Regions from separate parts of the Homo sapiens genome. Here region 2 is linked to region 1. The links are chromatin contacts, found by Hi-C or POLR2A ChIA-PET in ENCODE. All regions are on one chromosome and are shown on one strand. The core of a region is the stretch at or near the end of the contact, and the rest is flanking DNA. Distances in the headings are between cores, read along the strand shown.

The links. Hi-C counts contacts between places; a loop is a spot of excess contacts on that map. ChIA-PET counts read pairs that join two places held with the same protein, here RNA polymerase II (POLR2A). Pooled maps may share reads with other maps.
Region 2: a loop to region 1 is called in a map of endothelial cell of umbilical vein, with 3 times the contacts of the local background. The contact joins two enhancer-like sites. A Hi-C loop is called at or near these places in 1 of 168 maps with a recorded cell type or tissue (endothelial cell of umbilical vein) and 2 of 50 pooled maps. POLR2A ChIA-PET finds 5 or more read pairs at or near these places in 2 of 52 experiments (B cell and endothelial cell of umbilical vein).

The regions. Positions count from the first base shown.
Region 1 is chr5:147,482,772-147,487,512 of GRCh38, reverse strand. All of the region lies in intron 1 of DPYSL3 (dihydropyrimidinase like 3), which reads left to right. Among named protein-coding and RNA genes, the nearest start is that of DPYSL3, 25 kb to the left of the region's middle. Within about 2 kb of position 3,397, at least 16 of the 41 ENCODE cell types and tissues checked have a DNase peak (open chromatin) inside an H3K27ac peak, as active enhancers do; they include endothelial cell of umbilical vein, where a contact is called at or near this core.
Region 2 is chr5:147,527,709-147,533,056 of GRCh38, reverse strand. No RefSeq gene overlaps it. Among named protein-coding and RNA genes, the nearest start is that of DPYSL3, 20 kb to the right of the region's middle. Within about 2 kb of position 1,901, at least 4 of the 41 ENCODE cell types and tissues checked have a DNase peak (open chromatin) inside an H3K27ac peak, as active enhancers do; they include endothelial cell of umbilical vein, where a contact is called at or near this core.

The DNA.
Region 1 (4,741 bases), core at 2,148-4,647:
TGGCACAGGTGTATGTGTGTTTGTATGTGTGCAAGAGGGAGTAGCAAAGTCATAGCAACTTTTTGATATGAAAAGATTCCAAAATTTGAGGTAGTTACGATAACTAAGCAAGACAATCTGAAAGGCTCAGAAACACTTGTTCCCCTTTCAGGATGCCTGAAATTGGAGGAGGAAATTAAAATTAAATACATATCTGACATTGAAGGAAGAACAATGCAAGATATTTAGAGAATGCAAATTTATGAAATGGAGGCAAGGCTTGTTAAAAACAAAGACAGGAGAAAGGGGGAGGTTGAAGAGGATAACCTGGAAATGACAGTGGGAAAGAAACAAATACAGGAAATCCGAGTGATTAGGAAGAAGGAGGTCAAGCTTAAAATAAAGCTTTACCGGAGTGCTAGAAAAAAGGAGAGGTGGCAAGGTAGCAAACAGCCTGAAGCTGCAAAAAGAGAGGTAGTGGTGGAAAAGAAGGCCTCTCGGAGTTAATAGCATGTGGCATTGTTAAGCAAAGGGGGAGAATGCTAAACTCACTTACCCTTAAAACATGTCAACAAATTCAGTAGAGTTTGGGGGTTGAGATAATGACTAGCCCAATAAAAATATGATCAAGAATATGCAGTAAAAGGATATAATTGGGAGAGTGAATTGATTACCTCTTGGAAGATGTATGCTTACCATTCAGGAAATCTGACTTAGAGGTCAGTAACTCAGCCAGGGCTAGGTCCACTTGAAGTATTCACTGATAGTCAGTGGCTCTCCATTTACTCTTTGACTCATGTATTCTTTCATCCACTTACGGACCCAACAGATGTTTACTCAGTGTCCACCATGAGTCTCTTCAGGGTTAATAGCAGTCAGAAATCTATTAGGTACTTGAAGGGATCATGTTGAAGAGGTGATGGCAGCTACAGAAATGAGTGCTCAGAAGGGCACTGACTGGCCCCTTTCAGTCCAGAGGAGGGAGAAGGCACGGAATCGATATTCATGAAAAGATTTCTCCATCATAAGGCATTCATCCAACTAGACTATAGATAGAAACTCTGAGCTAGAAGCAATTTCAAGATTATTTTGTCCTACCCTTTTCACTCTACAAATAGGAAAACTGAGGACTTGAGAGGTGATAAGGATGAAAAATAAAAATTTTTGAGCATTTATTATATGCCAGGCATTGCTTTTTAAAAGTTGTTGTAAAATACTCATAACATAAACTTACCTTTTTAACCATTTTAAGTACAATTCAGAAGTATAAAGTACCTTTACAATATTTTACTATTATCACAACAATGTAGTTCCAGAATTTTCTCATCACACCACAACCTCCAGCCTTTGGCATTCACTAATCTGCTTTCTTTTTCTACTTGTTTACCTATTCTGGATATTTTATATAAACGAAATTATACTATATGTAGCCTTGGTGTTTGTCTTCTTTCACTTCGCATAGTTTTCAAGGTGCATCCATGTTGTGGCATGTGTCAGTACTTCTTTCCTTTTTATGGCTGCATAGTATTCCATTGTATGTATATATCAGATTGTATTTATCTTCTCATCAGCTGATAGACATTGGGTTGTTTCCATTTTTGGTTATTGTGAATAGTGCTGGGCCAGGCACTTTTTAAAGCACTTTACATTAATTAATTCTGTTCACAAATATCCTTGGAAGAAGATACTATAATTACATCATTTTTACAGATGAGAAAGGAAAAATTAGATCTTTTGCCCAAGTTACAGTTAATAGAAGAGGATTGCGGAGGAGGAGCTGAGACTCCAATTTCTTATTTCCCAGGTCAGTGCTGTTTCCAACCTACCATCCTGCTCAGCTCTGTAAGGGCAGGGCCTACCACTTACTTCTCACCACAGACACTTGTGCTCAGCGTATTTGATGTAAATTAGTTGAATTAAATTTCTCTGCTGCATAATACATAGGAAACAAAGGGAGAGACTGGAGATTATTTATAAGTCACTCTATGCATTTTAATAGTAAAGAATACATAAAACGACTGAAATATTTAGTAATAGAATATTGTAAATAAATAATGTCATATTCATATGATGGAAAGTACTCTAGAGCCATTAAAAATGATGCTATGGGAGAGTATTGCTGTGAGGAAGTACTCCTGGTTTATTTAGTCGCTTGGCCCTTTGAAGGAAGGCATGATCAGCTCTTTGGCTTAAAAATCTGAGGTTTAGAGAGATTAAGTAAACTGCATGAACTCAGACAGCTCACAAAGCAAGAATTTTGTCTAAATCTCCAAACTCACGCTCTCAGCCACAATCAAAAAATTAAATGGAAATTTTACAAAATCTTAGCAGTGGTAAGAGGAATAAATAACGTGTGACGTGTTTTCTTCTGTTCCTTCAGCTCCATTTTCTACATTTTCTACGATGCTGTGGGTTGCTTTTGCAATCGAATAAAAGCAGTACAGTTTCTGTTACAAAAAAGAGATCTTGCCTAAATCAACCTCAAAACATAGTTGAAAAAAGAGACTAAAACTCTCATGGGCTGTAGGAAAATATACAAATATAAAAAGTATGGCCCACAGCAAAAGTAAGGAACGATGCTGGTGAGAAACTCTAAATGGAGGGGTTTTGTGGTTACTTCTTTACCATCTCAATCTTTGGAAACTATTAATGGATGCTGACCACTCCTTGTCTCTAAATAAGCATTTCTGTTTCCCAATTCCTTGCTGAGTTCTTCTGTTGATGTTAGAGAGCAGTTAACAAACCACGTCAAATCATATGCAGTTGTAGCCTGGTCTTGTGTGACATGGTGGAGATTTGAAGCATTCGGTTATCTGAGTTATATGCCTCGATTTTTTAACCCCTATCCAAAATTCTAATTTGCTCTGATGTCTGAATATTACCAGTGAGCACTTGCTTAGGGCCTGATTCTGTCTACACTGTGTAGCTTGCACAAAGAATTTGAGAAATAACCTTTCTTTATATTGCTAATACAACAACACTATTGGTTTGTTATTGTTTGTTACTGTTGATAGGAAAAGCTCCATGAAAACCAGTCATTGTCTCTAAGGACGTAGGTTGTTGATATTTAATTCCAAATTTCCCCTTTCAAGTCCTGTCTCCTCATTCAGTCAGCAGTGATGTGGCTCCACAATAGCTGTAATATTGTCATAATTTCCATAGAAACCATCTGTAAAGCTGCAAACACAGGATTACACCCTCCCTGCAGGCTGAGGCAGGAAGGCCAGATGGGCTATGAAGGGGAAAAGCCCTCAGCGAGACATAAATCATTTGGTGAAGGGGAGGAGGATGGGGGAGGAAACCACTTTAGGAGAAAAATTCTGTTTGGTGCAATCTTTGCAAACAGGATGAAATTCCCAAATGAAGTGGCCAGCAGCACGGGCTCCCTTCCAAGGCCAGTGTCTGGAACTGGTTACTTGCCGGGAACCTGGTTCTAATGAGGCCAGAGACAAAGATTTCTTATTATGTGGGCTGCTGATTTCACAGGTCATTAGCCACAGACAGACAGACAGAGAGACAGACCTAAGATCCTGGTCAACTCTTGTGTGTTCAAAGACAGAGATGGAAAGTGACGTGTAATGTTCACTCCTCAGTGCCAGGCTGGACTTTTCACATATGTAGCTCATTGGGCCTTCACAGTATCCCTTGGGGGGGAGATATTATTCCCATTTTACAGATGAGATAATCGAGTTATTCTCATTTTACAGATATGATAACTGAGCTATTCTAACTCCTTCTTGTTCAGATCTCATCTTCATCTTAAGTTTTCTGAGACCTTTCTCCGGGTGAGGTCCACCTATATGCTTCAGAATGCACCTCTATTTAATACTCATTATTCTGTGTAATAAATACTTGTTAACCCCTTTCCCACTCACCTGAGATTCCTTTGAAGGCTGTGTCCTTACCACTGCCACAGGGTTGACTCATAGTAAATGCTCATTACCAATTTTTGAATAAATAAATGAGAAAGTCTGAGTAACTCATTCAAAATCTATCTTTTCCACAGTTGTGTAGCTGGGAGTTAGAACAGTGCCTGGCATATACAGACCCTTAATAAACATTGGAATGAAGTAGTGAATGAATGGACGTCAATCAGCTGATTACACAGTTTATCAGGAAGTCACATCAAGCTTTTCTGATTTCAAACACAGTGTTACATTAGCCGGGGCCATTGTCATGTCTGGCCAGGCAATTCAAAGCACCTGGCTTCCTGTTAGTGTCTTGCTACTGTTTGCTTTTAAAAGTACCTCTTATTATATAACAGCTCTAACTAAAAAGCATTCGCTGAAAGCTCGGAAAGTGAGGGTGAGACATGGATCTGTTACTCACCATGTAAATTTGATCATATCCCTTTACCTTTCTGGGCCTTAATTTCTCCATTGTTGAAATAATTATAGTTGAGTTAAATGTGAGATTTTCTGTGAGCACCGCCATATGGTTTTGCTTTGTGTCCCCACCCAGATCTCATCTTGAATTGTAATCCCAACGTGTCAAGCGAGAGATCTGGTGGGAAGCGATTGGATCGTGGGAGCAGTTCCCCCATGCTGCTCTCATGATAGTGAGTTCTCACGAGATCTGATGGTTTTATAAGAGTTTGACAGTTCCTCCTTCACACACTTTCTTTTTTCTGCCTCCTTGTGAAGAAGGTAATTGCTTCTTCTTCAGCTTCTGCCACGATTATAAGTTTCCTTTGGCTTCCCCAGCCATGCAGAACTGTGAGTCAATTAAGCCTCTTTCCTTTATAAATTACCCAGTCTAAGGC
Region 2 (5,348 bases), core at 652-3,151, 47 kb before region 1:
AAGGTCGTTGGATAAGCTTTTTCTTTCTTTTTAAAAATATTTTTCAGATGTTTTGAAAAGTATGAGTTATTTTATAATAGAAAGTTATAAGCTTCAGCTTTTTTTTTTTTAAGTCAGGAATCTAAAGTAAGAAGCAAGAGAAGACAGCATTTTATTTGAGGCTTCTGAGTGAAGGAAGTTGTTTAGAGTTCTATTTCCCATCTCTCTCTCCCTGGGAGATGGGAAATGTGATGAAGTGGGAGAAAGATCATCCAGTTTAAATGTAGACCCCAAATTTCTCAAAGCTGCGTAGGTAGCTAATGTTTTAGTCTTTGGTGTCTTGGACAAATGCCCAGTTTCAAAAGAGTATGTACCTTGTAAAATGTTAAGACTATAGCAGGCTCTCTTCTTAAAGAAGCCATTGCTTTTGTTTTTAAATATAATTTAACTTTAGAGATGTTATAATTTTTTAAAAAATAGTATATCAGTTGCATTTTCCATTTGAGACAAATTCAACAATTCTATTTAGGAACACCTTGCACCACCTTAGAAACTCCCAGATCTGGCTGGCTATCAGAACAATCTGGGAAGCTTTTGAAGATAATAAAAATGCCTGGGCTTGCAGGAGATTATGACTTAGTAGACAAGGGATGGCAGTCTCCTCTGGTTTACTTAAGCAAAGATCTGTAACCAGGCCAAAGAAACACCATTTTAGGATGACCAACCATTCTGATTTCCCTTGGCCTGTCCTCACGTTAGCACTGAAAGTCCTGCATCCCAGGATATCCCTCACTTCTGGGCAAACAAGGACAGTTCATAATCCTAAATCATCTTCTCTAGGCTCTTGACAAGGACATATACTTAAATCACCATTAATCATGATACAAACACAGAAAAGTAAAAACTGAAAAGAGTGGAGTGAATACAGATCATTTCTTTGTAGAGTATTGAAATCATCAAAATGGTCATATTTTAAAAAGGAAAAACCACTTAGATTCTTAATCTTCTAATTTCCTGAATGTTTCTCTTTCCCAACAAGCATTTAACTTAAGAGAATATAATAGGGCTTCTTAGCTGTTATGACTTTATTTCAAAATGCCTCTTAGGAAAAGGCCAAAAGAATAACAATATTATTCAAAATGTAGGTTCAATTCCCAGCCATCTTGGGTAAACATTGCCTTTATTTTTGTTTCTTTCTTTTCGACTTTCCAGTGGTAAGATAGTAAGCCCAAACATTAATGAGAGGGCTTTCTTTCAAGTTTAGACTAGAATTAAAGCATTTGGGTCAGTTGCTCCATCTGTTGAAGTTGGAATTGGGTAGGGTATAATTCTCAGATTGTATTACTGTCTTCATCCTTTGTTCAATAGCAATGCAGTCGGAGGTATGAAATATGGAACTTCTGAGCATTAACAATGGGATGAGTAATATTTATTATTATTAGAGATTTAGCCTATTACGATGAGCACATATTGAACCACAAGAAGTTTTATAGCTTTAGACAAATCTCTTTAAATATAGTGATGAATGACTTCTTGCTTTTTCTGCACCAAATCACATTGTGGCACAAAAATTGACTGAAGGTCCATTTTCAATTCTTGTCCCAAATAAGGCTATACTATTTTCCTAGTGAAAACAAAACTCTGTTATTTTTACCTTTCTCAACTCTAGGTTAAGGAGAAGAAAATTATATGGAAGTTTTAAAAGATTTGATTTCATAATAAGTCCTTTTGATATTCATCCCCAGTACTGAATCTTGGATAAAGCTTGCTTATGAAATTTTAATAGTTTTGGTTATGCTTTCGATGTCTGTTTATTTTAACAATAGGCTTCCTATCTAGGATCAGAGAACAAGTACTCTATTGCTAAATCAATGTGTCATCCTAGCTGGGCAAAGGAAAATCAAAGGATGGCCACACTTTGGAGGAGCTGAGATGACTCACATGCAGTCAGCTGTCAGTATTGTATAGCGACTTACACACTGGCTCTGGAGGCAAACTAATTGTGTTCAAATCCAGGCTTTATGTTTTACTAGCTCTGTAACCACAAGCAATATTTTATTTTATTTTATTTTATTTTATTTTATTTTATTTTATTTTATTTTATTTTATTTTATTTTATTTAAGAGATGGGGGTCTCACTATATTACGCAGGCTGGCCACGAACTGGGCTCAAAGCATTCTCCTGCCTCAGCCTCCTGAGTAGCTGAGATGACTAGCATCCACCACTGTGCTCAGCTTAAGACATTTTAAGTTTAAGCTTTAGTTCCCATCTATAAAATGGAATAATGATACTGACCCCATAGAGCCTTTGTGTGGCTTGAATGAAATAAGCAAAGCACGTAGCATGGTGTGAGCAGTGAGGTACGTGCTCAGTAAGCCCTGGGTATTGATTTAATTCTCTTCTTCATTCTCTGTGCTGCAATCCCAGAGGATTTATTAGTTTTTAGAAGGGACCGCATGTTTGATTTCAACCTTAGGCCTTCATAGGTGCCATTTGTCTTATAGAAAGTGCTCCTATAGCCCTTCATCTTACTAAATTCCAACATCCTTCCAGTCTCTGTTCTTCAGCGAGGTCTTCCTTTATCACCTAAACCACAGGCTCATCATAAGGCCTCCCAGAACTTTCCCTTCATTTGTGGGGACTAGCATATAATAGACACTCAAAAAAAGATCATTATTATTACTAACATTATTATTTAAAAACCTAATGTCATAAATCAAATAAATGAGGAAGAGAAAGAGATAGCTTTACAAAGTAATGGTTTTCGTAGCCAACGCATTTTGCCACCTCTCACTGCAATTAACCAGGATGTATCATGTAGCATTTGCCAAATTTCAGTAATTATATGAACTTCATGGTTTTTGCCATATCTACACAATATTCATACAACTATTTTCCCAGAGTTTTCCTTATATTGGTTCACTTTTTTGTTTAATTTTATTTGAGAAAATATTAAATCACAACCATTAATGGGAAACCAATCTCTGAGAACCCCTGATCTAGTTTGACCCTTTCCTTTTCCAGATCAGGAAACTAAGGACCACAGAAGAAAAAGAACTTATCCTCAGTTTTATACCAAGTATATATCAATATATCAATAGTATATCAATGGCAGCAGTTCAGGTTGTTTCACTTTTTTTTTTTTTTAAACAGAGTTTTGCTCTTATTGCCCAGGCTGGAGTGCAGTGACATGATCTTGGCTCACGGCAACCTCCTCCTCCTGAATTCAAATGATTCTCCTGCCTCAGTCTCCCAAGTAGCTGGGATTACAGACAGACACCACCACGCCAAGTTAATTTTGTTTTTTTAGTAGAGACGGGATTTCACCATGTTGGTCAGGCTGGTCTTGAACTCCTGATCCCAAGTGATCCACCCACCTCAGACTCCCAAAGTGCTGGGATTACAGACATAAGCTACTGTGCCCGGCCTTTTTTTCACTTCTTAGCAGGCATTTTTTTTGAGTACTGCACACAGCCTCATGTAAGTTTTATTCCAGATAAGGCATGTTTTAGTTAGGTCGACACATTTGAAAGGGCCTGACAGAATAATCCACACTTATTTGTTATGACTTGTAATGCTAACTAAGAAACCATCCTGGTGGTAGCAGTTTCTTTCTTTCTTTCTTTTTTTTTTTTTTTTTGAGACAGAGTCCCAGGGTGGAGTGCAATGGTGCAATCTTGGCTCACTGTAACCTCCATCTCCTGAGTTCAAGTGATTCTCCTGTCTCAGCCTCCTGAGTAGCTGGGATTACAGGTGCGCGCCATCACAAGTGGCTAATTCTTGTATTTGTAGTAGAGACATGGTTTCACCATGTTGGCCAGGCTCTAACTCCTGACTGGTCTCTAACTCCTGACCTCAGATGCTCTGCCCGTCTCAGCCTCCCAAAGTGCTGAGATTACAGGCGTGAGCCACTGTGCCTGGCCAGCTGTTTCTAACAGAAAGATGACACCCTAATATAAAGGAGTATTTAATGTTTCAGAAACTGCAACAAACTAGTGACCTTATTTCTCATCTCTGAAGATCACACCACAGCAGCTTTTACCTACTTTCCCAACAAGTAAAAACAATAAATTTAATCACAACCAAATTTTTCATTCCAATAATTGTAATAATAAAGCTGCTTATTTATGAACAGCTTTATTACAATTAATTCATACTTCACACAATTAAAGTATACAGTTTAATGTTTCTTCATATACTCACACGGTTGCCATGGTTGGTGCAACTATAACAATATAATTTTAAAACAGCTTTGTTTCCCCTAAAAGAAACTGATATCCATTACCAGCCAATATTCACCTCACCCTCCTTCATCCCTACTCCTACTTCCTGCAGTGCTGAGCAAACACTAACCTACTTTCTGTCTCTACAGATTTGCCCATCCTGGACATTTCGTATAAATAAAATCAGACAATATGTGGCATTTTGTGTCTGACTTCTTTTACTTAGCATAATGTTTTCAAAGTTCCTCAATACGTTGTTCCTTTTTATGGCTGAATAATATTTCATTGCATGAACAAACCACATTTGTTTATCCATTCATTGGTTGGTGGACATTTCAGTTGTGTTTACTTTATAGCTATTATGAATAATGCTACTTTGAACACTTGTGTATAAGATTTTGTGTGAATGTGTGTTTTCATTTCTCCTGGGTATATATGTACATAGGAGTTGAATCGTTGGGTCATATGTTGGTAATTCTATGTAAAGGCTACTATTTTACCTGCCCCAAATCCTTGACTCCTAGTTACAGTCCTCCCCCATCCCCATTTAGCTGCATAGTTTCTCCCTCTTTGGCTAATCTTGTAGAACTATCAATCAACTGATCAGGATCTTCTCTGCCTAGGAGGTGAGCGTGTGATCCAAGGCCTCCATCAGATGCACTCTTCCTGGAATTTGAGTCTTTGGAAAAGGGACATCTACACTGAAAGGAGTCAGAGCTCATTCATCCCGCCTATTCATTTTCTACTATCTACATCCCAGAATGGCACTTAACACTTCAACTTTTTCTTTAAGGATTGAGTTAAATGATATCCCTCCAATAATTTACCTAATTTTGTTTTTTCCTTAAGTAGGCCAAAGGTAGCTTTGTTGTTTACAACCACTTCTAGCCACATCTTGGACACTTTCATTGGATAAATATAAACACATGCTTATTTATCACTACAAACTGGTCTTTCTGTTGATGCCATAATTTAATCAACTCAAATTTTTTCCCTAGCCCATCATCCAAGAGGGAAAAGAAAAAACACCCTCCATTATATCCCTTATTCCCCAAATAGGGAAGCTTCAAACAAGTCCCTGAACTTGCCCGGTTTCAAAGACAAAGATGCACACACGCCAGAGCCACCAACAGTAGTTCTTTCTT